Regions from separate parts of the Homo sapiens genome. Here regions 2 and 3 are each linked to region 1. A link is a loop called in an ENCODE intact Hi-C map of the cell type or tissue named here. Cell type or tissue: IMR-90. All regions are shown on one strand.

Evidence for each region. A loop is a pair of places that touch in the nucleus more often than their neighbours do. Peaks named below come from ENCODE experiments on the same cell type or tissue, not always from the same donor. Only the 100,000 strongest peaks of a DNase experiment are listed, where the experiment ranks them.
Region 2: it touches region 1 in a loop (8-fold over the local background); 6 of 110 quality-filtered maps call a loop at or near these places.
Region 3: a loop joins it to region 1, with 3 times the contacts of the local background. A loop is called at or near these places in 9 of 110 quality-filtered maps.

The regions. Positions count from the first base shown.
Region 1 is chr4:71,709,604-71,717,603 of GRCh38, reverse strand. No RefSeq gene overlaps it. Among named protein-coding and RNA genes, the nearest start is that of GC, 70 kb to the left of the region's middle. In IMR-90, CTCF peaks have their summits at 3,813 (motif pointing right) and 7,442; a DNase peak (open chromatin) is centred at 3,833.
Region 2 is chr4:71,127,530-71,135,529 of GRCh38, reverse strand. It overlaps a transcript of SLC4A4 not described here. Among named protein-coding and RNA genes, the nearest start is that of SLC4A4, 56 kb to the left of the region's middle. In IMR-90, a CTCF peak has its summit at 4,201; DNase peaks (open chromatin) are centred at 2,849, 4,169 and 4,469; H3K4me3 peaks cover 671 bases; H3K27ac peaks cover 1,802 bases.
Region 3 is chr4:71,549,393-71,557,392 of GRCh38, reverse strand. It overlaps SLC4A4 (solute carrier family 4 member 4), which reads right to left. Exons shown (of 26, transcript NM_001098484.3): 21 at 2,185-2,253. Among named protein-coding and RNA genes, the nearest start is that of GC, 230 kb to the left of the region's middle. In IMR-90, CTCF peaks have their summits at 3,587 and 6,360; DNase peaks (open chromatin) are centred at 3,582 and 6,422; H3K27ac peaks cover 148 bases.

The DNA of each region.
Region 1 (8,000 bases):
TACAACAGTTAACTCAAGATAGATTAAAGACTTAAATGTAACCCAAAACTACAAAAACCCTAGAAGAAAATCTAGGGAATACCATTCAAGACATAGGCATGGGCAAAGACTTCATGACTGAAACACCAAAAGCAATTGCAACAAAAGCCAAAATTGACAAATGGGATCTAATTAAACTAAAGAGCTTCTGTACAGCAAAATAAGTTGTCATCAGAGTGAACAGGCAACATACAGAACGGGAGAAAAATTTTGCAATCTACCCACCTGACAAAGGGCTAGTATCCAGAATCTACAGGGACGTTAAACAAATTTACAAGAAAAAAACAAATGACCCCATCAAAAAGTGGGCAAAGGATATGAACAGACACTTCTCAAAAGAAGATATTTATTTGGCCAACAAACATATGAAAAAAAAAAAACACAATGAGATACTACCTCACAGCAGTCAGAATGGCAATCATTAAAAAGTCAAGAAACAATAGATGCTGGAGAGGATGTGGAGAAATAGGAACAACTTTACACACTGTTGGTGGGAATGTAAATTAGTTTGACCATTGGGAAGACAGTGTGGCAATTCCTCAAGCATCCAGAACCAGAAATACCATTTGACCCAATAATCCCATTACTGGGTATATACCCAAGGGAATATAAATTATTCTACTATAAGGACATATTCACACGTATGTTTATTGAAGCACTATTTGTGATAGCAAAGACATGGAACTACCCAAATGCCCATCAATTATAGACTGGGTAAAGAAAATGTGGTACATATACACCATGGAATACTATTCAGCCATAAAAAATAATGAGTTCATGTCTTTGCAGAGACATGGATGAAGTTGGAAGCCATCATCCTCAGCACACTAACACAGGAATGGAAAACCAAACACTGAATGTTCTCACTCATAAAAGGGAGTTGAACAGTGAGAACACATGTACACAGGGAGGGGAACAACACACACCGGGGCCTGTCGGAGGGTTGGGGGCAAGGGGTGGGAGGGCATTAGGACAAATACCTAATGCACGTGAGGCTTAAAACCTAGATGACCGGTTGATAGGTGCAGCAAATCATCATGGCACATGTATACCCATGCAACAAACCTGCACATTCTGCACATGTATCCTGGGACTTAAAATAAATTTTTTTAAAAAGAAAATGTGGTACATATACACACAGGGTACTCATGTGGTATTCAGCCATAAAAAAGGATGATATCTTGTCATTTGCAACAACATGGATAGAACTGGAGATCCTTTTGTTAAATGAAGTAAGCCAGACACAAAAAGACAAACACTGCATGTTTTCACTTATTTGTGGGGTCTAAAAAATCAAAACACTCGAACTTACGGATATAGAAAATAGAAGAATGGTTTACCAGAGGCTGGGAATGGTAGTGAGGGGTTGGCGGGGGGCTGGGAATGGTTAATGGGTACAAAAAGTAGAAAGAGTGAATAAGACCTGCTATTTGATAGCACAGCAGGGAGACTATAATAGTCAATAATAGTCAATACTAACTTAATTGTACATTTCAAAATAACTAAGTGTGTAATTAGATTGTTTGTAACACAAAGGAGAAATGCTTGAAGGGATGGATACTCCATTCTTCATGATGTGATGATTTCACATTGCATGACTGTAACAAAACATTTCATATATACCATAAACATATACAACTACTATGTATGCAAAAATTTTTTTAAAATTAAAAGAAAAAAAACTAACTGCAACCCATTCTTAGTTATTCTAATAGCTTAAAATTGTTTACTATGTGCCAAACATTGTTCTAAACACTTTAACTGCAGTATGTCATATTCACACACACCAAAAAAAACTGTAAGATAGCTATAATAATTACACCAGTTTTATATTAGGAAACTAACACATACAGAGATTAAGTGATTGGCTACAAGTTAAATGATGGTGGTGGATCTCAACTAGATCCTGCCCTATCTCTGCCTATTAGGCATAGTGGTTAAAGAAAAGCAGCTTATCTAAATGATGGCCAAAGTTGTAATGGAGGAAATTGTTCTTGCTTCGGTCAGAAAGACATTTTTCTACCTATGTATCCAAACAAGCAGCCAGATTCCTTTTGTGTATTTTTGTTTGGGTTTAAAAGTTTTAATGCTTGCCTGCCTTCCTTCCTTCCTTCCTTCCTTCCTTCTTTCTATCTTTCTTTCTTTCTCTCATTGTCATTTTAAAATTACTGAATGTATATTGAAATTTTTCACTGTGTTTACAATCCTGCAAAATTGAAGATGATGACAAATGAGTACAGTGAAGATGGCAAGATGCTTGATGGTGGCTTCCACCTATGAGAGTGTCTTGGAGGAGCATACCTAGAGCATGTAAAAAAGGGGTGAAAAACCAAGAAATTCTCTAAAATCTCCATATGGGACATTTTAGAAATCATCCAAGAAAAAAAAGGACTGCTTTTTCCTGAGAGGAGCCCATGTTTGTCTCTGCCCTAGTTCCCCTGCTGTCTTTCAAAAGAACACAGTCAAACAGTTCTTACTTCCCAAGATAGATTGTTTTAAGAAAGAATCTAACAAATGTGACAAAGAAGGACCCACCATTTTAAGTAATGGTCCATTTCATGTATAGATACAACAAACCAGTTCTTAAGAATATTTAAAAGTGTATTATGGTAGATCTTATGTGCTATTTCATATGCAAAATAAATTTATCAAAAATAGAAATAAAAATGTTTTTGAAATCAGCTTCTTTAAAATTTGTTATAAAACTCCTTTACCACTATGACAATAATGGCATGAAGCATACTTTATACAATATATACTCGATTATTTACAGTCTATTCATCTGTTTTATTAACTATTTTTTAAAAAAATACTGAACAGCATTCTACTGCCATCCAGCCTACTTCCAGTATATCACAAGTTATTACGTGCCCAAGAAATGGAAATTTATTCTAGTATTAGCCTAAGATAAATAGACTAAGAATTACTTTTATCTTATAGGCCTTTTTGGAGGTTATGAGGCATCTTTCAGTGAATAAGAATGAGCAATATTAGCAGACGTATTTCCTAATGTTGACTCAATAAGGGGATAGCTATACTCTTTTCTGGTTTCCTCAACACCCCTGGCAGCCTCAGGTCTTGGAGTGCTCCTAAAGTTGCTAGGTTCTTGTTTTCATCCCTGTTAGTATCTAAGGATACAGCATCAAGAAACATCCTATATCTTTTATGCTTAGATGCTAACAGGAATGTAAACAAGAACCTAGCAACTTTAGGAGCACTCTGAGTGTAGGTATATAAGTATAGGTATAATTATAAGTACAGGTATATAAACATAAATGTATATAAATATGGATATACAGATATATGTCCCTATTACATACAAACATTTTCCTTTCCACTAATATAACCAAGACTTGACTGCCAAAATAGAAAGTTGAATGATATATGTGTGCTGAAAGCCTCAAAATACTTCAGGCAAATACTTTGATTTTGGATTCCATTAACTGAAAGAACCTTTTCTTTCCTATTTATAGAGTACCAGAGGAAAAGAACACTGAACCAAAACCAAAGAGACTGGAGTTTTACTCCCAGTTTTGCCTCCATTATATTTATTGTGTGACCTTGGAGAAGCCTGTCAATTCTTCACACTCAAACGCTCCCATCTGCAAAATGTTGGCAATAGACTAGAGAATCTTCAAAATCCCTATTCACCCCATATTCTTTGTATTCTCCTTCTTTGTGTGTGTGTATGTTTATGCTGCTCAATATGCAATATCTGAAACTGCTTTTGAAAATGTAAATTACTCAATTGACCCACTAGGTGGTAGCAAATTTCTGGTTACTGTATAATGGCAGGCTTCCAACCACTTCCATAACCTTCTAAATTCTGCCATCAAGAAGTTAGTGAAAAGGACTTCTTTGCCTTGTTTGTCAAAAATCATGAGTTTTATTCTCAGCTCTGTCATTTACTACTTGCATGATCTTGGGAAAATGAGTATTGCAGGGTTTTTGATTTCCCACCATAAAATCAAAGGGAGTCTTGCAGATCTAAAACTTTTTGCATATTGTTACCATAATAAAAAACAAGACATTTAAACAGTAATGTCCTCCTTTTTACTTTGAGCCATTCAAAAAGAAAAATTCCATTTTCTGTCTATGAGACATCAAGTAATTAATATTTTTTAGTTTCCTTATCTAAAAATTGGGGGAAATAATAGTGTCCATCCCTTAAAGGGTATTGTAATGATTGAATAAGATCACACAATAAATGTTCACACAATAAGATCACAGTTAATAAATGTTAGCAACTATTTTGGGCAGTGGGTATTTTTTTAAATTATTATGATTTGGTCCCTTGCCATTTGGATGCCCTCAGATCATTCACCACTCCTCTCTCCTAATAATTGTATACATAAGCCAGTGGCTATGGACTGGTTCAGAGACTGCACAGAACAGCCATGGGCCCAGAAACACTTCATGGAATCCTCTCCAGTCTAAGATGCTGTAAAAATTTCCAGATCCTTGATCTGTAAGTCCAGAAGGAACCTAGGTCTTTTGATTTAATCCATCTTTGCTAAAATTTCTCAACAGGGCCATCTAAGAGCCCTCTGAGCTGTATTTGCAGCCTGTGTTCACTTAGATGCCCCTCAAAGAGTGGAGAGTCAGCCTGAAGGCCTCCAGGTAAACACAGTGGGCTTCCAATCTTAGCAAAAATCTACACAGACCAGTAACTCTTAAAGATACCGAACCTAGATTGCAGAAGCCAAAGTATTTGGTTCCTCCTTTAATTGGCTCTGTTTAATTACAACAGCTATCAATTATATTGCTTCAATTAAAAATATTACTACATATTATCTGAACACAGTAGCCATGTTCTCTTAAGTATTGTTTTAAATCCCTGAAGACCTGAAATGCCAAGGAGGCCAGAGGCAAGAGGCACCAAATCATTGAGGTAAATAAAATTCCAAAGCTCCACCCTGCTCCTCTGCCCTCATTAGCTATCACCACTTTTGAAAATATTTGATATGATAACTTAGCAGAATTAAGGTAAAAAAGCAGAGCAAAAACTAACTATAGTTATTACCAGGAACCATTCCCTTACTTGCCCCACGCCTTTCTTCCAAACACCACAACATATTTCTCCATTTTCTTTTTCTTAAATAATTTATTGTTTAGCATTTCTTCAGAAGCAGTATAGGTGCTTTCTGATACTTTATTCTGTGCAACAGGGTGAGCCCAATCAAAATATTAGTGCTGATAGGGAGCTGTGAGTCAGAGAATATGGCCCAAGCCAGGGCAAATGCAGCAGGGGATGCAGCCCAGACACTCAAGACAGAGCAGATCATAAGAAACCAGAACCAGGAATGAGTGGGGTCTAGAAATACCCCCAAACCCTTTATCCTTAGATGCTAACAGAGATGAAAACAAGAACCTAGACACTTCAGGAGCACTCCGAGACCGCAGGCTGTCAGAAAAGAGTGTGGCTACCCCGTTAATGAGTCAGTGTTAGGAAATCTGTCTGCTTACACCCCTGGTTCTTGTTCACTGAAAGATGCCTCAGGACTTCAAAAAAGGCTAATAAAATTAAAGTAGTACTTGAATACACATCCCACATTTAGAAATAGGAATAAATACAAAATTGGAGAAAGGGGAAAGGGAAATAAAAAAAGCTGACCTCCAATTATATATTCTTTAGCTCAGGGAGTATTCTGCAGACACAAACCAACTATCACTAGCTACACTGTGAGCTCACTGAGGGCAGAAACGAAACCAGGGCTACCCTTTCTATCACCAGTGACCAGTCTGGTACCTGCCACACACATTCTCTCAAAGAATGTTTGCCTTTGTTACTGCTGTTGTGGAAGATGCAACTGAGTATATACCAAGGTGAAAGCTTGGATATTGTCCTGCTTCTAAATGACCAAAGTGCATGGTTCTGACCTTTAACCCTCTCCTAACCTTCAAGCTGAACATGCATGTGAGCATATGAAAGTTTAACCACTCCAAATAGGAAGTAAGACCAGGGTGCAGGCTTTAAAGGGATGTAAACTCCCTGTGTGCCTGTTACAGTTGGTGGCTCCTAACACCCTGAACACCCTTCCAGCTAATGATGAGTTTATAGAATTGCTTTGTAAACATGGTCTAATAGGCTGGAAGCCAGAAGATCTACACCCTAAGCCTAGTGTTGTCACCTGCTAGCTGTATAATCTGAAGCAAGTCACTTAACTATATTTGCTTTTCTTTTTTTATAAGTTAGGTCAATTGCCTCTAATGTTCATTTCAGGGACAATATTCTGATTCTAAGCTGGTCATAAAGAAGAGAAAATTGGATTTAACCAGGCCAACTAGTGTTCCTGATCTTTATAAATTCCCACACAGTCTTTGCCTCGCCCTAATCCACATACTTTGCAGTGTGTGAACAACTAAACTGCTTACAGGAGGATTAACTGGTAACATAAATGCAAGGAGTATTCCACCAAATTACATGTAATCATCTTTTTATGTACTTTAGGGCAGGAGTAAACTCTTGCCATTTCAACACATGCTAAATTGGTTAGCTAACAGCCTAAGAAAAAAATTTAAAATAACTTTAAGTGAAACTATAAAATATAAGAATTATATGCTTCATTCAATAAACCTTATATGCAATGGCCTTTAAGTTTACTACAGATGTCACATGAAATAATGATAAAATTAGCAAATGTTGACAGATTAAACCATCAGTAGACAACTGATTGGAAAAATGGGCCAATGGAGGTAGAATTCTGTTTGCAGATACTCAGTTTGCAGCCCTGTGCCACTGAAGGTTATGGCAAATTGTGTCACTGAGTTGATAATAGCTCAACTCTTTAATATGAGATTTTCAAGCACGCTAGAAAGGGGCAGGGGCAGGGGATGATGAGTTTGGGAGCTAAGGCAGCCCTGGGAGAGGCTACTAAGAAGTTAACTTTAATCTCCAAAAAATCAATCCCCTTGGCATCACCTTTCCACCAGGATATTCAGTGTTGTCCATGAAACTTATCACAAAAGTCCTTCAGTTCAAAGCACATCACTTTGCAATCTAATAAAAAATTTTCTATTCAATTCCTGTGTGGAGTAAGATGAGGAAAGCGCATTCTACCTTGTCTCTCCCACTGAATGTAACCAAAGACCTATACAGAATGCACGAAGTAGACATTTGAAGACTCTGAAAAGTAAACAGCAGCAGGCAGATGACTGATGAAGACCAAATTTAAAGTACCCTAAACACTCGTGTGTGTACCATGTTTTCCACTGATGTCCTCTGGCCTAAACTCTAACCAGCCTAAAAACCAGAAGTAGGCATCACTGAAAACAGAAAGAGCTCTAGGGGAAGCCCCATAGTTTAGACTTGAGAAGTGGGCAAGGGGTCACTTGGCAGGGGATGCTGCAAGTATCTAAAATTCTGAGGAATTAGAAACTGTCTCTCCACGTGGGGGAGCTCAGATCCCAAAACCTAAGAGGGTGGGGTGAGCCCCATTGTTTTCTTCCTTCTCTATCATTCTACTACTTAGCCACAGCACTGGTACAATCATCAGAAGTGCCAGGCAGAACAGATTAAATAAAAGTCCAGCTTTCTGGAAGCAAGACTGAAAAGGGGAGCTTCAGGGAACTGGAAAGTAATGGAGATATCATGGAGAGAACCCGAGAAAAGCAACCCAGTAAAGTTGGTTCTGAACTCCTAGGCTGATCTCCAAACTATACAGGCATGGATCTGCCCTAATCAGCATACCAAAGACTCTGAAAACTAAACTAAAAGTTAAATCATCGCCCAGGTCTTAGACTGGCCACCGAATAGTTATACACATAGGTCTGGTCCAAATAACACTGCAAAGACTTTGAAAATAGAAACAAAAGAAGAGATATCATAACAGACCATGGAGGTATTAAAAGAAAAATTAGGAAATACTACGAAGTACTCTATGCACATACATTTTAAAATACAGATGAAATAGACCAATTGCTTGAAATCCACAACTACTTAAACTCATTCAAGATGAAAT
Region 2 (8,000 bases), 580 kb after region 1:
GAGGTCAGGAGTTCGAGAGAAGCCTGGCCAACATGGTAAAATCCCATCTCTACTAAAAATCCAAAAATTAGCCAGGCATGGTGGTGCAGGCCTGTAGTCCTGGCTACTCAGGAGGCTGAGGCAGGAGAACCTCTTGAACCCGGGAGGCTGAGGTTGCAGTGAGCCAAGGTGGTGCCACTGAATTCCAGCCTGGGCAACAGAGTGAGACTCTGTCTCAAAAAAAAAAAAAAAAAGAGTAGATTGTGTTCTTACCACAAAAATTAGTATGTGAGGTAATACATATGTTAATTAGCTCAATTTAGCCATTCCACTATATACAGTTCAAAACATCATATTGTACATGATGTATATACACAATTTTTATTTGTCAACTCAAAATAAATTAATAGATAAAAGAAGATTGAATTTAAAATATTTACATACATACATACACACCATGGAACTTATGCTAAAGAACAGCTTTATTCCTCTGCAGTTACTTAAAGGCTTATCGGAGCCCAGCGATGGACTCATGGCAACTGTAACCCCTAGCAAGCACTAACTATGGTTTATGCCAAATGCCATCCCCCTCAGGAGGAAGCTTCATCATCCTTGCTGGTTTAGAGCTGAAGGTCAGCTCTTAACTGCACAGAGGAGGCAAAGCTTGCTGGCACTCCCAACATCCTACCTAAAATTCAGCACTGAGCTCTCCAGACACTACCCTTTCCCTATTGAAGAAGTAGGACTGGGGTCCACAGTAACAGACTCAGCCTGTGGACTAGTACAGCCTTGTGGACTTTGCAAAAGACCAGATAATTAGAAATGAGCAATTGCCAAAGCTCAGCGCTACTGAGGCCCTCAGCCATGCTAAAGACAGCAACAGAGGAGGGAATCCCTGGCCTCTGGGGCTTCTATTCGGAGCAATACACTCTAGTATTCAGTGATATTGAAAGGCTAGAAAAGCAAGTGGCAAGAGAAGTACACAGAGCAAGTAGGAGGGTCTGGTTTTAATGGAGCAAAGTTTAGAACAAGATTTGAGTCCCAGAATGAGGATACAGAAACAATGTACATTTCCTCCTCCTTCACCAAAGAGCTTTCTCCCTTTACAGGAAAACTGGTGTAGACAACAAGCCTTATAAGCACTATCACCAAGGCCAAGGCCACAGTATAGGCTAATCTGGACATGGATGGATGGCATGATAAGCAAGACCAGTAGGAGAGTTTCTGATACAAAAACTGAACAGGCCAGCAGTGACATGGGAGAATATACCCCTGGCCCAGGAATCTGGGAGTATAGCTTCAAGCAGCCTGACTAAGCTTTAAATATTCTTGAAGCCTTGTGTTTTATCTTGAAAATTCAATAGAACCTCATATTTTATTTCATAATATAACCACGTTAATTCATATAAAAATATAATGATTGAAATGAGAATTTTGAAAATCTTTATTTTCAGGTAAAATCAACTTTGGGGTAAGATGATTCATGTATATGTCTCACAGTTCCCCACCTCCTTGGCACACCATCCCGTATACCTCAATGCATTCAGGACTCTGTTTGCAAGCCAGGAGCATAGTAAAGGCCTAGGACAGCCTCCAGAAAACTTCATGGGGAAATCAATGGTTGTGCCAGCAAGACAGAGCAAGGTATTTGATAGCTACCAAGAGGACAAAGCCTGAAAAGAAGAGTTTCAGTCCTTGAAAGTTCTAGAAAGAGTAGGGCAGGTCCCTAAGACTTTGAGCAACGGGGGTGCCAAGTTCGGTATCAGGGCAGCGACAGCCATAAGAATCAGGAAACCAAACTGGGAGATGATTACATCAATAGCCCCCAATGAGTCACACTTCCTAGGACTCACATCTATGGAGTCCCTCTCCTTGAAAGTGAGCCACCCTTGTGACCTGGCAGAAGTGATGCTGTGCTAGTTCCAAGACTAGCCTAAAAAAGGCCTGGGACTTCTGCGTTTGCACTCTGGAGGAAGGCAGCCATAATGTAAGGAATACGACTACCCTGGACCACTTTGCTGTAAGGAAGCCCACGCTGGCCACACAGAGAAGAACCTGGGAATCCTGCCAACCAAGGCACCCTTGGCTGACTCCCGCAGCTGAGTTCCAATTTGCCAACTATGTGAGCCAGCCATCTTGGAAGTTAATACCACATAGGACAGAATCACACTGTCCTTGCTGAGTCATAGCCAAATTAGATAATCATAAGCAAACAAATGATTGTTGTTTAAACCAGAGTTTCATGGTGAACAGATAACTAAAACATACGGTAAAGCTTAGCCTCACAGAGCTATTCAGGAAATAGGATCCAAGTGAGACCTTAAGAAGATGTCTTAATGGTTCCCATGTTAACAACCTAAGGCTCCTACAATTCTTCTAGAGGGGTTCAGGGATACGAAACTAAGAAGGACTCAGTGCTATCACTCATTTCCAAATTACAATAAAAATTTTCCAAATTTGCACAAATTTCTACAAATCTCACCCTGGTTAAAAAAAAAATGGTAATTCATCAAATGCACTTACATTAATTGGCATTCAGTGCAAGTCTGTAGGCTTGTCAACTCCTATCGTGTTAGGGGCTTGCTAGTTCCCACCATGTCCTCCACATGTTCACTGCATTGGAGTGGCCTTTAGCTGTCTCTGTCTGGCCTATGCAGTGCCCAACACAGTGATACACACATGCATGTACTTAATATCCCAAAGAGGACAATGATAACAGAGACTTTGATTACTGGATTGCTTAGGGTCAGTTAACACTAGCTGTGGCCAATAGTGGAAAAGGAAGTATTACTTAGAAAATTCCAACTAGGCACACAGCTGGTAAAGCTGTTGGGCAAAACATGATGATTTTTTTCTTCATCTTACTATGCAATACCAGTAAGCAGGCAGTTGCAACAGAAGTAATAGTCATCAAGATCTTATTATAATATGCAAGGCTTTGGAGGAAATCTACAAGATCTCTCTGTCTGTCCCTCTGTATCCAGGCACAATTTAACTCATTCCCTACCCTTGCTATAAAAAACACTTAGGAAAAAGCATTAAGTATTGTCCAGGAGGTAGTATCCATCCAGCTAAACCTGCTGTAACTGCTAAAACCAACAGCAGCCTCAGCTGCAGGATGCCACTTCTATTTCCATGGAAATAGACAGGCTTTGGGCAAATTCGAAGAACATGCTTCAAGATAATTTTGCAGCTTTCTTTGAGCTGAGACATGCCGTTAGCTGATATACATTTTAGAGCCCCCGTCAACATGTGTCTGGAGAAGGGGTGGATTAATAATAGCTTACATTTCTATAGTGCTTTTCATCCAAAAAAAAATACCAAACAAGAAAAACAAGCTGAATCTTTTCTTCTTGTTTAAAGGAAAAAACACTAGTGATTTTTAAAGCAATCCTAAACACTGGAACTAATTATAAAGAAATTCACTTTTTTAAAGTGTCAGGACAAAATTATTATTTTTTAAAACTTAAATAGTATGCACATTGCTCCTAAAAGCTCACAAAGATATGCCGTCATCACCATTTTGGAAGGCTATCATTTCTTTCCAACAAAGACAACAGTTGCAGTGCCAGTAGATTCAGAGACATTATGGGTGAACAGAAAAAAATAATAATAATAATTAACAATGGTACAGGAAGCTCCATCTGGAGTGTCTGATAACACAGTGGGAGATGGATACAGATGGGAAAATGTGGGTGGCACAGGGTAGAGCTTGTCCCGATCTCATGGGCTCGGGACTCCAGACACACTCAGATTAGTATAGGCTTTGGTTTTCTGCTCCCTGCTATTCAAATGGAACTAGCCAGGCCAGAGCCAGCATGTTTTACCACTGTCCAGAAAATCTGGGATGGCTCTTGATCACAATCTGGCATCATGACAAGGTCAATAATGCATTTACCAATGTTTAATAATCCTAGATTAATACAGCTTTTCATTCTCTAAAGTGCAGATTCTTTATCTTTAACCCAAGTAATTTGCATATACTTCCACATAGTAATTCCAGGCACAATGCTGCTTATTCTGAGCTTTTTACCCTGATTGGCAGCTAATTAGAACCTTGAAATGTTGGCAGGTGTCGTGATGAAAAGGCATCATAAACCCAGCTACAGCACAGACAATGGGTCTTTAATCATCTGTTTAAGTCACGCAGTTCCCAGTGATCTCGAGCTTTTAGGATGAGTAGTTTCTTGATCCTGGAGGACTGCTGAGCAAGGAGGACCTCTGCTGTTATAAAAGAACCAACATCTTTAGAGGGACGGCGAAAGTGCACTTCAGAAACAGACAAAACAGAAAGGAGCAAACAGAAGGATGCTTAAAAAGGAAACAGTTGCTTTTTCTGTCAATTTTTCTTTCTACAGAGATGCCAAACTAGTATGAGATGGACAGACAGATCCCCACTCTCCCATCCGCCGTTGTTAGTGAACATGATCTCATGATGAATAAGGCAGAAAAGTCAGTGGTTGAGAAGACAAAATTATCTCGTCATTCTTTCCCTTTAGTGTCATAGTTTGAGATTCTAGCATGTATCACTCACTTGATATTCATCATGGGGATTACATTCTCAGCACGGGATAGATGTGTACAGGGGAGAACTTTCCTCCCACTGTGTCACTGGAAAGAAAAGGCTGTCACCATGACTGCCTTCACACAACCTCCTCTCACAGAGAGCTCTCTCAACTACAAAGATATCTCCCCTCAGCTTGAGTTTTCCTAAAAAGGTATTGATTCCACAAATCTTCACAGAGGATCTACTATTTGCATAGACTTATGTTAGGTGCAGTGAGGGATACAAAAGTATATGAGCGAGGTTTGCCTTTGAGAAGCTGCAAAAATAAGATACATACGCATTACAACAAATAATACAATAAAAGAGATGCTTCAAAGTATGATATCACTTAATGCTAAGAGCATATTGAAAATAGTAAGTGACACTCATTTAACAAAATAAGTATGATATCACTAAGTGCTAAGAGCATATTGAAAATAGTAAGTGACATTCATTTAACAAAATGAGGCCAGGCACTGTGGCTCATGCTTGTAATCTAAGCACTTTGGGAGGCCGAGGTGGGAGAATTGCTTGAAGCCAGGAGTTGAAGACCAGCCTGGGCAAAAAAGTGAGACCCCCTTCTCTACAAAATTTAAAAAACAAAATTAATTAGCCAGCATGGAGGCACATGCCTGTAGTTCCAGCTATTCAGGAGGCTGAGGTGGTAGAATTGCTTAACTTCAGGAGTTTGAGAGTGCAGTGAACTATGATTGTGCTACTGCACCCCCACCCAAGCAATAGCGCAAGATCTCATCTCTTAAAAAAAAAAATAATTAACATTACAAGAGAACTCTGGCAATTGAAGAGGTCAGAGGAGTCTTTGAAGCACAGGTCCCTGAAGACGGATAAGAGGATTCATTTTTAACTTTTATTTTAGGTTTAAGGGTACATGTGCAGGTTTGTCATATAGGTAAATGGCATGTCACAAGGGTTTGGTGTACAGATTACTTCATCACCCAGGTAATAAGCATGGTACCCCATAGGTAGTTTTTTAATCCTCACCCTCCTTCCTCCCTCTATCCTCAAGTAGGCTCTAGTGTCTGTTTTTCTCTTCTTTGTGTCCACGTGTACGCAATGTTTAGCTCCTACTTATAAGTGAGAACAGGCAATATTTGGTTTTCTGTTCCTGTGTTAGTTTACTTAGGATAATGACCTCCAGCTCCATCTGTGTTGCTACAGAGGACATGATCTCATTCTTTTTTTTTTTTTTTTTTTTTTTTGGTGCATGGTATTCCATGATGTATATGTACCACATTTTCTTTATTCAGTCTATCACTGATGGGCATTTGGGTTGATTCCATATCTTTGCTATTGTGAGTAGTGCTGCAATGAACATACATGTGATGTGTGTCTTTATGGTAGAACAATTTATATTCCTTTGGGCATACACTCAATAATGGGATTACTGGGTCGAATGGTAATGCCATTTTGAGTTCTTTAAGAAATTGCCAAACTGCTTTCCACAATGGCTGAACTCATTTACATTCCCACCAGCAGTGTATAAGTATTCCCTTTTCTCTGCAACCTTGCCAGCATGTTATTTTTTGACTTTTTAATGACAGCCATTCTGACTGGTGTATGATGGTATCTCACTGTGGTTTTAATTTGCATTTCTCTAATAATTAATGATGTTGAGCATTTTTTTTCATATACTTGTTGGTCACATGCATATCTCCTTTTGATAAGTGTCTGTTTGTGACTTTTGCCCACTTTTTAATGAGGTCTCTTGTTTTTTGCTTGTCAGCTTGTTTAAGTTCCTAACAGATTCTGGATGTTAGACCTTTGTAGGATGCATGGTTTGCAAATATTTTCTCCCATTCTGCAGGTTGTCTGTTTATTTTGTTTATTGTTCCTGTTGCTGTGCAAAAGCTCTTTAGTTTAATTAGATCCCATTTGTCAATTTTTGTTTTTGTTGCACTTGCTTTTGGCATCTTCTTCATGAAATCTTTGCCAGATCCTATGTCCAGAATGGTATTTCCTAGGTTATCTTCCACGGTTTTTATAGTTTTAGGCCTTACATTTAAGTCTTTAATTCAAAGGCGGAGAATATTTGAGTAACCCAGAAAAAAAGGAGACACTCGAAGTTGAAAGTTAGGGTAGGATTTACTTAGATACTAAGACACTAGGGTAGAAATATAAAGACTTGTTTTAGGGATTGAGAGTAATTCAGGCCAGCTTAAGAATGGAGAACTTTGGGTCAAATTTTGAATGTCTTTGGCTGAGTGTGGTGGCTCATGCCTGTAATCCCAGAACTTTGGGAGGTCAAGTCAGTCAAATTGCTTGAGTCTAGGAGCTTGAGACCAGCCTGGCCAACATAGCAAAACCCCATCTCTACTAAAAATACAAAAATTAGCTTGGCACGGTGGTTCACACCCATAATCTCAGCTACTTGGGAGGCTGAGGTGGGAGGATCATTTGAACCTGGGAGGCAGAGGTTGCAGTGAGCCGAGATCATGCCACTCCACTCCAGCCTGGGCAACAGAGTGAGACCCATCTTAGGAAAAAATTGACTGTCTTTGATACCCCAATTTTTTTTCTTTTTTTGAGACAGGGTCTTTGATATGGTTTGGCTCTGTGTCCCCACTCAAATCTCATCTTGTAGCTCCCATAATTCCCACATGTGGGGACCCAGTGGGAGATGACTGAATCATGGGGGCGGGTCTTTCCTGTGCTGTTCTCATGATTGTGAATGGGTCTCACGAGATCTGACGAGATATGATGGTTTTAAAAGCAGGAGTTTCTCCACACAAACACTCTCTATGCCTGCTGCCGTGCACGTAAGATGTGATGTGCTCTTCCTTGCCTTCCACCATGATTGTGAGGCCTCCCCAGCCAGGTGGAACTGTGAGTGGATTAAACCTCTTTCTTTTGTTAATTGCCCAGTTTCAGGTATGTCTTTATCAGTGGCGTGAAAACAGATTAATACAGTCTTGCTCTGTCACCCAGGCTGGAGTGTAGTGGCACGATGACAGCTTACTGCAACCTCTGCCTCCCACGCTCAAGCGATCTTCCCACATCAGCCTCAAGTAGCTGAGACTACAGTCCTGCACCACTGGGTTTCATCACGTTGCCCAGGCTGGTCTCAAACTTCTGGACTCAAATGATCCTCCCGCCTTGGCTCTCAAAGTGCTGGAATTACAGGTGTGAGCCACCGTGCCCAGCCGATACTCAAATACTTTGAATTGTACATCTTATCAGTAAAGACTTTTGAGCATACACCCTAATCGGTGTTATGTATGTATGTACATATGTATGTTCATAGGTACATATATTGTGTACATATATGTATAACAAACTGATATACTATATACTTTATATAACATATCTTAAAAAGTGAAATAAAAATTATTTTAAATATCTTTATTTATGGTACAAAGTCCTTTTGGTCATCTCTGAAAAAAATAAATATTTTTAATGAGAGCAATATGATTTAATATACTTTTTGTTAATCTTTATATAACACTTGGTGACAATG
Region 3 (8,000 bases), 160 kb after region 1:
ATCTTTTGCCTATTTTAGTACTAATATGCTGAAGGAAGATGTCTAGCTCATGTATCTTACTCTGCCTCAGTTGTCTTATCTGAACAAAGAGGAGATGACACTATGCATCATATATTAATACATTTCCAGAATGTTTTAAGGATATAAAGGAAGTATCCAACTTAAAAATGGGAATACATTATGTTTTCATAAATTCCATATTACTTATCTGAGTGGCATACTTTGACTAATACACTCAGCAATCTATCACCATTTCTTTTCAGAGAAAAGCCATATGAATACTACAGTGAGTTTCAGGGTCAACATCTGAATCTAAGGGATGCTATCGTATGGTGATGTATAAACAGCTATTGAAATAACTACTGAGCATCTGTGTGTCAGGTGCTGTGCTTCAAAGAATAACTGCCGAATTGACCTTGCCAGTGACGAATGGGAAGATATTCAAGAACCTATCACAGGATCTTTCAATGAAAGATGCTCAGTAAATAGCTATTGAATTGAATAATCATGCAATATGAACTCTGAAATAATATCTCTATTTTCTTTCTGGAGGGAAAGAAGTGCAAAAGTAAATTAGACCATCACAATCTTCTCTAGTGATTTCCTACTTAAAGGGTTTTCTTTTTCCCTCTAGAACTATTTTTGACTGGTGAGGACCTTCTCATTTATAAAGTTTGGGTTACAAAATTTCTTTACAAATTACAAAATTTTCTAAATGAAATCTTACCAAAAAGGTCTAAACAAGGGAGAATCGAGAAAGAAAGAAAGAGAAAAGCCATTAGGGGCAATAGCATTGCAGAATTTAAGAAATCTACTAGCTGGACCCTGGTTGTTTTTCCCCATCATTATTATGTGGTTGATTTTTTCTTCTTTTTAATTAAATAAACATGCACTGAGTTTCAACCAATAAAGCCCCTAAAACACATAGAATTAAACTTCTGATCTAGACCAGGTAATTAAGAGCAAATAAAAATAAGAACTATTTGTCTGTGGGCCATTTCTGTTTCACATTTTTCCATTTTGGGAAATAAAGAATATTTACAATGGCAGGTAAAAATAAAATATTTTTACAGATTTATGCTTCCCAAAAGTTTCATGAGCACAAATAAACTCACATTCATCTAGTCCACTCTATGAAGAACCACCTTGTATTTTGTAACAAATATCCAAAAGATGACGAACTCTACTCAGCAGACCTAAACAGAGAAAAGTAAAGTAGCCTTTTCTCTTTTTGGTAGTCTGGCCACTTGCCCAGTTCTATCTGACTTTAAAACCAAATTAATCTGAATTCAATAAGCAAAAGCAAGGACTATTTTGAAGGGGTTCAAATAAATTCTTATGATGTTCACAGGACATGCAGTCTTTTCCCATTAAAATATTACTAAGTGCTAAATAAGGCTACAGTTAACAAGGTGCCAGAAAACAGCATAAGTACTTCCAGTTTCCTGGTGCCAATTTAATTAAAACCCAATTGAAAGACAAAGTCCCTTACAAAGTTCTCCCTAATGATTTGGTTTTTTTAAAGAGACAGGGTCTCACTATGTTGTTGAGGCTGGACTAAAACTCAGGTTCAAGTGAACCTTTCACCTCAGCCTCCCAAGTAGCTGAGATTAAAAGTGTGCACCACCATGCCCAGTTGATAATGATTTTATTAAAAGTGTGTCAGTTTTCCCAAAGTTATGAATAGCTGAAGTTTTCAACAAAAGCAATACATCAACCACATTGACTTTATTCTTTTATTGGTAAAAAAACTTTTGATTATTGATCATAGCCATGTGAAAAGCAAATCAATAGCCTGTTTTTAGTATAGAGTTAAGGCAAATGGATAAACACTATCTTTAAGAACACACAGAAAGAGTTAGGTATCCTTCCTGAGACAGTAAAAAGGAGATAAAGATGGGTAAGGGGAAGGAAAAGAAAGATTATAGCCTCTTGCTTTCTTGGTTAAATGACTTTTAACAGCCTATTTAAACAATGGGTATGTATGGCAACTTTTCTTAATACTGGCTAACTTGTTGATTAAACCAGAAATGAAAAGCAGGTGAATGGTGAAGTAGAAAATAAATGCATTTTAAAAACTCAGCAGTTAATAATGATTAGCACTTTTCTTCAAAGATCTGTTACTGGACTATTCTTACTACTAGAAAAACACTACTGTACTTACATTGCTATTCAAAAACTTACCTGCACACCATTAAGGGATGCTACTCCCATATACAGGAACACACCATAGAGTACAGGCATGGGTATAAACTAGAAGGAAAAAAATGGATACAACTTAAAAATGATAACAAGAAAAAAGAGGAATGAAGAGGAATCATTTAAATAAAGGCTAAATCTAAAACTAAAATATAGGATATAATAACTTAGTGACCTCTAACTAGTATGCTTTACTAGTCAATTGATGAACTTCTAAACTCTTTGTAATAGAAATAAATGAAGAAGGGTATAATGGACTTTCAATTTTCATTGGATGCTTGTTTTTTTAGTGAGCATGCATGACCTTACTAATAACTTTTTTTTAATTAATGGAGGAAAAGTTATGTTTCCCTTCACCCTGAAAAGGAATAACTATGTAAACAAGATGCTTCTATGGACTGTGAGGTAGACAGAAACAGAGGTATTAATAGATGGTTGCCTCACTCTTGAGATCAAGTTCCTTTCAATATAGTCTGTTCATTTTTGTCCTTAATAATTTTTGCCAAATAGTCTATCAGCTTGGTATATAGATGCCTCTTTCAATAAAATAAACATCAAAAGACTATCCCCTCGCTTCTTGCAAATATTATGAGAACTAACTAAAGAGAACTGCTTGAAAGGACCTTGGAGCACTTGGAAGCAATTAATTACACACATGGATTAATACACATCTTTTAAAACTGAATTAATACCTTTTCATGCATTAGCAAAAAATATTTTATATTAATACAAAGTGTTTTAACAAGGAGAAGTGATGTCTGTAAACTGTATCTATTCCTAGACCTTTGAAATGTCCCTAGTACTGAGGAAACTAAGCAAATCAAGGATGATTCTGTTTCTGGGAAGTCTTCTGTTTGAAAAACAAAAGGTTCTCAACCTTAGAATTTGAAAAGAAGTTCAAGTAATTTCAGGATTTTTCAAAGCTAAAATACTAAAACCGCAAGTCAATTAAGGCCAATCTTACCAAATCCACATAAAGGAGGCTATTGTAACCAGAAAACATAGTATGGCTTTAGAGTAATTTTAAAAATACTGCACGTACTAAGTGAAGCACAATTTCTATCAGCCTCTCCTTGTGATTGCCTAAAGTAGTTCCATATCTGAGACTCTTTGGCCACTATTAGAGAATGAGTAAATTCTAAAATGTGTAACAAATATTTCCAATTTTTATTGGCTAGCCATAGGGATGCTTAAATTTATATGAAATAAATATCCTTATTTATATATACAAAACATCAAATGCTTCTTCAAAAAAAGACTAACAATTTTAATGTAGCTAATTTTGCTCTTGATGTCAGAAAAAACTAAAAGTGACATAGAATGTTGACGGGGGTAGGAGGGATGATGTTCCTGCTGGGGAAGCTGTAATACCTAACAGTCACCACAAAGAGGTGAACACATCACACTCAAGCCTCTTTATTTCTGACACATGCCTTCATTTATTTTGCAATGTGCATGTTTCTATTCCTTGTGATTCTTGTGTATAAATGTACCATAAAGTAAAAAAACTAAGAGAAGGATCATTGCATAGCTTTGATTCATTTTTTAAACATCTCCCATATTTCTTTCTTGTCATTTCATTTTCAATTTGGTGGGTGGTGGGGGTGGGGCAGCTGGAAGGAAAGAAAAGTAAGAAGGGAAAAGAGAAGTATAGTTCAACCATGGAAAACTAGTTAGAATTCCTGCAGTAGTTCCTTTTTAATCTGGGTAAAGCATTTTTCTTGCTTGAAAGAAAGCCACCACAAAGGGACCATCCCTGGCCTCATCCTCATCCCTCAGCTAGGCTTAGCTAAATGTTTTTTCTAATGTGGTTCTAATGTCAAAGTGAAGGACACTTTTGCCTTGGTGCTTAGTTCCATTCTCTGTGAATTTATTATTACAGATATCACCAAATCTACCACAAAATAAAATCAGAAGGTATCAGTAACATAGAATGGCATGGGTTGTGGGTAGAAAAATAGCTTTAGATATGAAGATGTTTTTTAAACAGTTATTCTTTGTTGAAAAGGAAATAATACATATAAAGAAGGCTATTAAGTTGACTTTGGGCCAACTTCAATGTGATAAAAATATGTCTTTTGAAATTTGCCATTTTCCTTATGATAATGCAACATCTCAATAAAAATCTTCCAATATGGAAAACTTGATGAAACTTGACAGAATTATTGGGTTAGAGGATACTTTTTATTGGATTTAGTTCATGGGTCACAGGAGGTCAATCCTTAAAAATTCATCACAAAATAATCATTTCTTGCAATAGAAATTTCTCAAAGGAGGAAAGAGAAGATGCATTTTAAGAAGATGGAACTCCATCTTAAGTTAAACCAGTATAATTTACATAGTAATAGTAGGTAGATATTTTTACAAAGCAAGACAGGAGTAATTAAAACATAAACAGCACAAAGTATACCATACAGGCATATCAAGAATTGCCAAATGATAAAATTATGTAAAGGAAATTTTATGGATAACCAATCATACCCAGAAAGCACAAAAGTATAATTATAAATAAGATTACCATACATGAAATCAAGTATTGACCCTACAAGCAGATGGAATAATTGAGATAAAATCAAAATAGGAGTTAACATACTCAGACCATGTCACCAAATTTTTCAAATTCTGGTGAATGCAGTTCTACTCTTTTTCACTTATACCTCCCTTTGATGTGCTGATAGTATTTGAATATTCCCAGAAGAGTAAACGAGAAAAGGGTAAATTTAAAAATAAGGGTAGAGTGTAGTTGTCCAACCAGAATTCAGTACAGCAGTGAGACCTTCTAGCAGAATAATCGTCACTGTATGTGTGTGTGTGTATGTGTGTGTGTATGTGTGTGTGTGTGTACATGTGAATGTACAATCCAGAACGAGATCCTGATTAAGAGCATGGGCACAAAAGTCAGACAGGCCTAGTTTCAAATTCTGGCCCTACTACTTATGTAACATTGAGAAATTACTAACTTTTCTTATCCTCAGTATTCTCATTTAAAAGAGGGTATGATAAAGAGTATATCACATAAAATATCTAGTCCAGGGCCTCATTCTGAATAGATAATAAATGATAAATGAGGTATTAATGTCATAATTATCATGAAGACCTGACTGGCAAGTCAAGAAGCCTGCTGCAATTGCCCAGCAGAACTCTCCTTGGTCCTCAGTGGTCAGGGTGGAAAATGGCAGGAGTACAGACCAGAAGAATGGCTGCAAAGGTCAGATTCAAAGCCCTGGTCTTATTTAAGTTCTACTATATTGCCCTTTCAGCAGTAACAACTATATTCAGAAACATGTTATTCAAATAATATCCTAATTCCCTTAAATCTTGAAAATCTAAGCTGATAAGGAAGTACTGACTTGCAATCTGGTTCCTAGTCATTGAAGAAACTGGAATGAGGTATGATGAGGAGTTTGTGAAAATGCTGTATTTATCTGCACATGAAAGGACTGGAAGTTGGATCAAAGAAGCTGGAGAAGATCATCTCATGGAAAATGAAAGTGAATGAGTTCTTTGAGAGCAAGTACTATGTTTTGTTTTAAATGGTTGTAAACCCTGAGGGTTATGAGATTGGCTTTCATGTCAGAACTGCCTGAATTCACATTTTGACTCTATTATTTACGAACTTTGTAACCTGGTAAGTCATTAATAAATTTTCTTATGTGTAAAAGAGAGACAATTTTTTGTAGGTGTCATTCATTGAAGGACTAAATTTTAAAAATCTGTGTTGAGCCCTTAATCAAATGCCGAGCTCAATAAATGGTAGCTACTACTATCATCATCATCATCACCATTACCATCATCTCTACCATTTTGCTTTCCCTGGCACTGAACAAAGTGACATATTGTGGCATATTGTAGAAGCTCAACAAATATTTTCCAAATACAAATTAAATGCTATCCTGATTTTAGAACACTAAACAAATCTTAAAGATAAATTTGACTACTCCTAATTAACTTGAATTAAACTATTTCAAGCAAAGGCAACAAAAGTAGCAGTGAACTTCACTTGATTTTTATTTCTTCAGACTTGCCAGAAAAATGGTAAAAGTAAGCTCAAGGAAGTGCCTTTCATCTTTTTGATGCTCTTTAGCCTCCTCTAGTTTCCCCATACAGAATACTCACTTACCAGGCAGTATTTCTGCTGCAGAAACACAGAACTAAGCTGTTTAACCAGCCAGGGGCGCCAGTTATTCTTGCTTCCCAACAGTTCAGTACCGAATCAGTGGTTAGATTCAGTGCTTTGAGGCATGTATGACTGTTGCTGGCTAGGGTCAAGGGGTATCCTCGTGAACTTAAAACTGTAATTCCTTACATTCTTCCACATAAAAGACGGACCTCAGCAAAGAGATCAGAATAAAAATGAAAAACTTCATTTTCAAAGTAAGCTTGCATAAACAGGCAGGAGAAACAACTTCCTACACTGCTTAATGCATGAAAGAAAATTACTAGGATCATCTGAGACCATTAAACTTGTGAGGGATATATGGAGTTTGCAGAAATGGTGTTGAGCCATTTCATTTTAAAAAGTAAAAGTAACACATTTCTCTTTTCCCATTCATTTGATCTGCCCTTTCAAAGACAGACTCTTAAGTAAAATGATTCTCTTAAGTTGTCCTCTGGTTCTCTAAAAAAACACATAGTCACAAAGGGGAGGAAAAAAGGTTTCCTACTCCAACATAACCCCTGACACCACTTTCTTTGTGAATTCTAAGGTTAATTGTTAATCTTGACTCTTACTTAGTCATAACTTAGGTTTTAGTTAAACTGTACCCTCAATATCTGCTTCTTCCTGTATTGACTTTTCAAATGAGCTAACAAGGGATTTGTGATAAACGCACTTAACTTACCAAACCTCAATGGTACATAATCTGAAAGTAGCTGACTTTATCAGGAGTTGTGATTCCCGAAGTAAGGAATAGCCTAACTTACTGAAGTAAAGAATCACAACTGCGAATCCTTGACTGTTTTATTCTTGTTGTTTTTAAATATAGGTTGTGTACAGTATGCTATAAACTATATTGCCAAAACAATTCCATTTCCCACATTTTGGGGAAAACCTTAACAAAAACGTTTGCTGGACTGCATTTTTCATTTATTCTTACAATGACTACTTGGGGTAACTCAAAATTGCCAGGTGGAAATAGCCACAATCATGAACACTAGCAGCTGAATGAGGATGAGCCCAGGTATGGATCAATTAAGGAAGGTCAAAGGGAAAGAAAGCTCATGCTCACTGATCTCTTACAGCTCTCTGCCTTCTTTCTCTCATTCTAATCTGTTTCTGTAAATACTAAGGCACTTTGCCTATCAGGGGTGAAAAGAATCATTGTAAAGAACAAAAGAACTTTCAGCTTTAACTCCTCTGCAGCCATATTTGGGTGCAGGGTGAGAAAATAGTTAGGAAGAGGCGTTGTTGAAAATGTAAGTCTTGCATCTCTCCTAAAAATAGTAATTATACAGTATCTATTCTCTGTGTCCCCTTGGAATCATCCATGATTACTCAACTGTCAGATTCTCTAGGAATAAAGCCAATTTGCTGTAACATATACACACAAAAGGAACTTTTAAACACATCTGACTTTTTTGAATTAGGATTTTATACTGTATTAATGAAAAGAAATAATATAAAAATAAAAGAAAAATGGGGGAGGCGATGAGTAAATTAGAACTGATGAAAAGATTCTGCCCATTTATCCCTCACTAGTGACTGAGCACAAAGAGAGCTCATAAAAGAAACTCTGCACCTACTTGAAGTGAGCCCACCTTCAAGGAACCCACAGGGAAAATTCATTTCCAGGAGAGCTTCT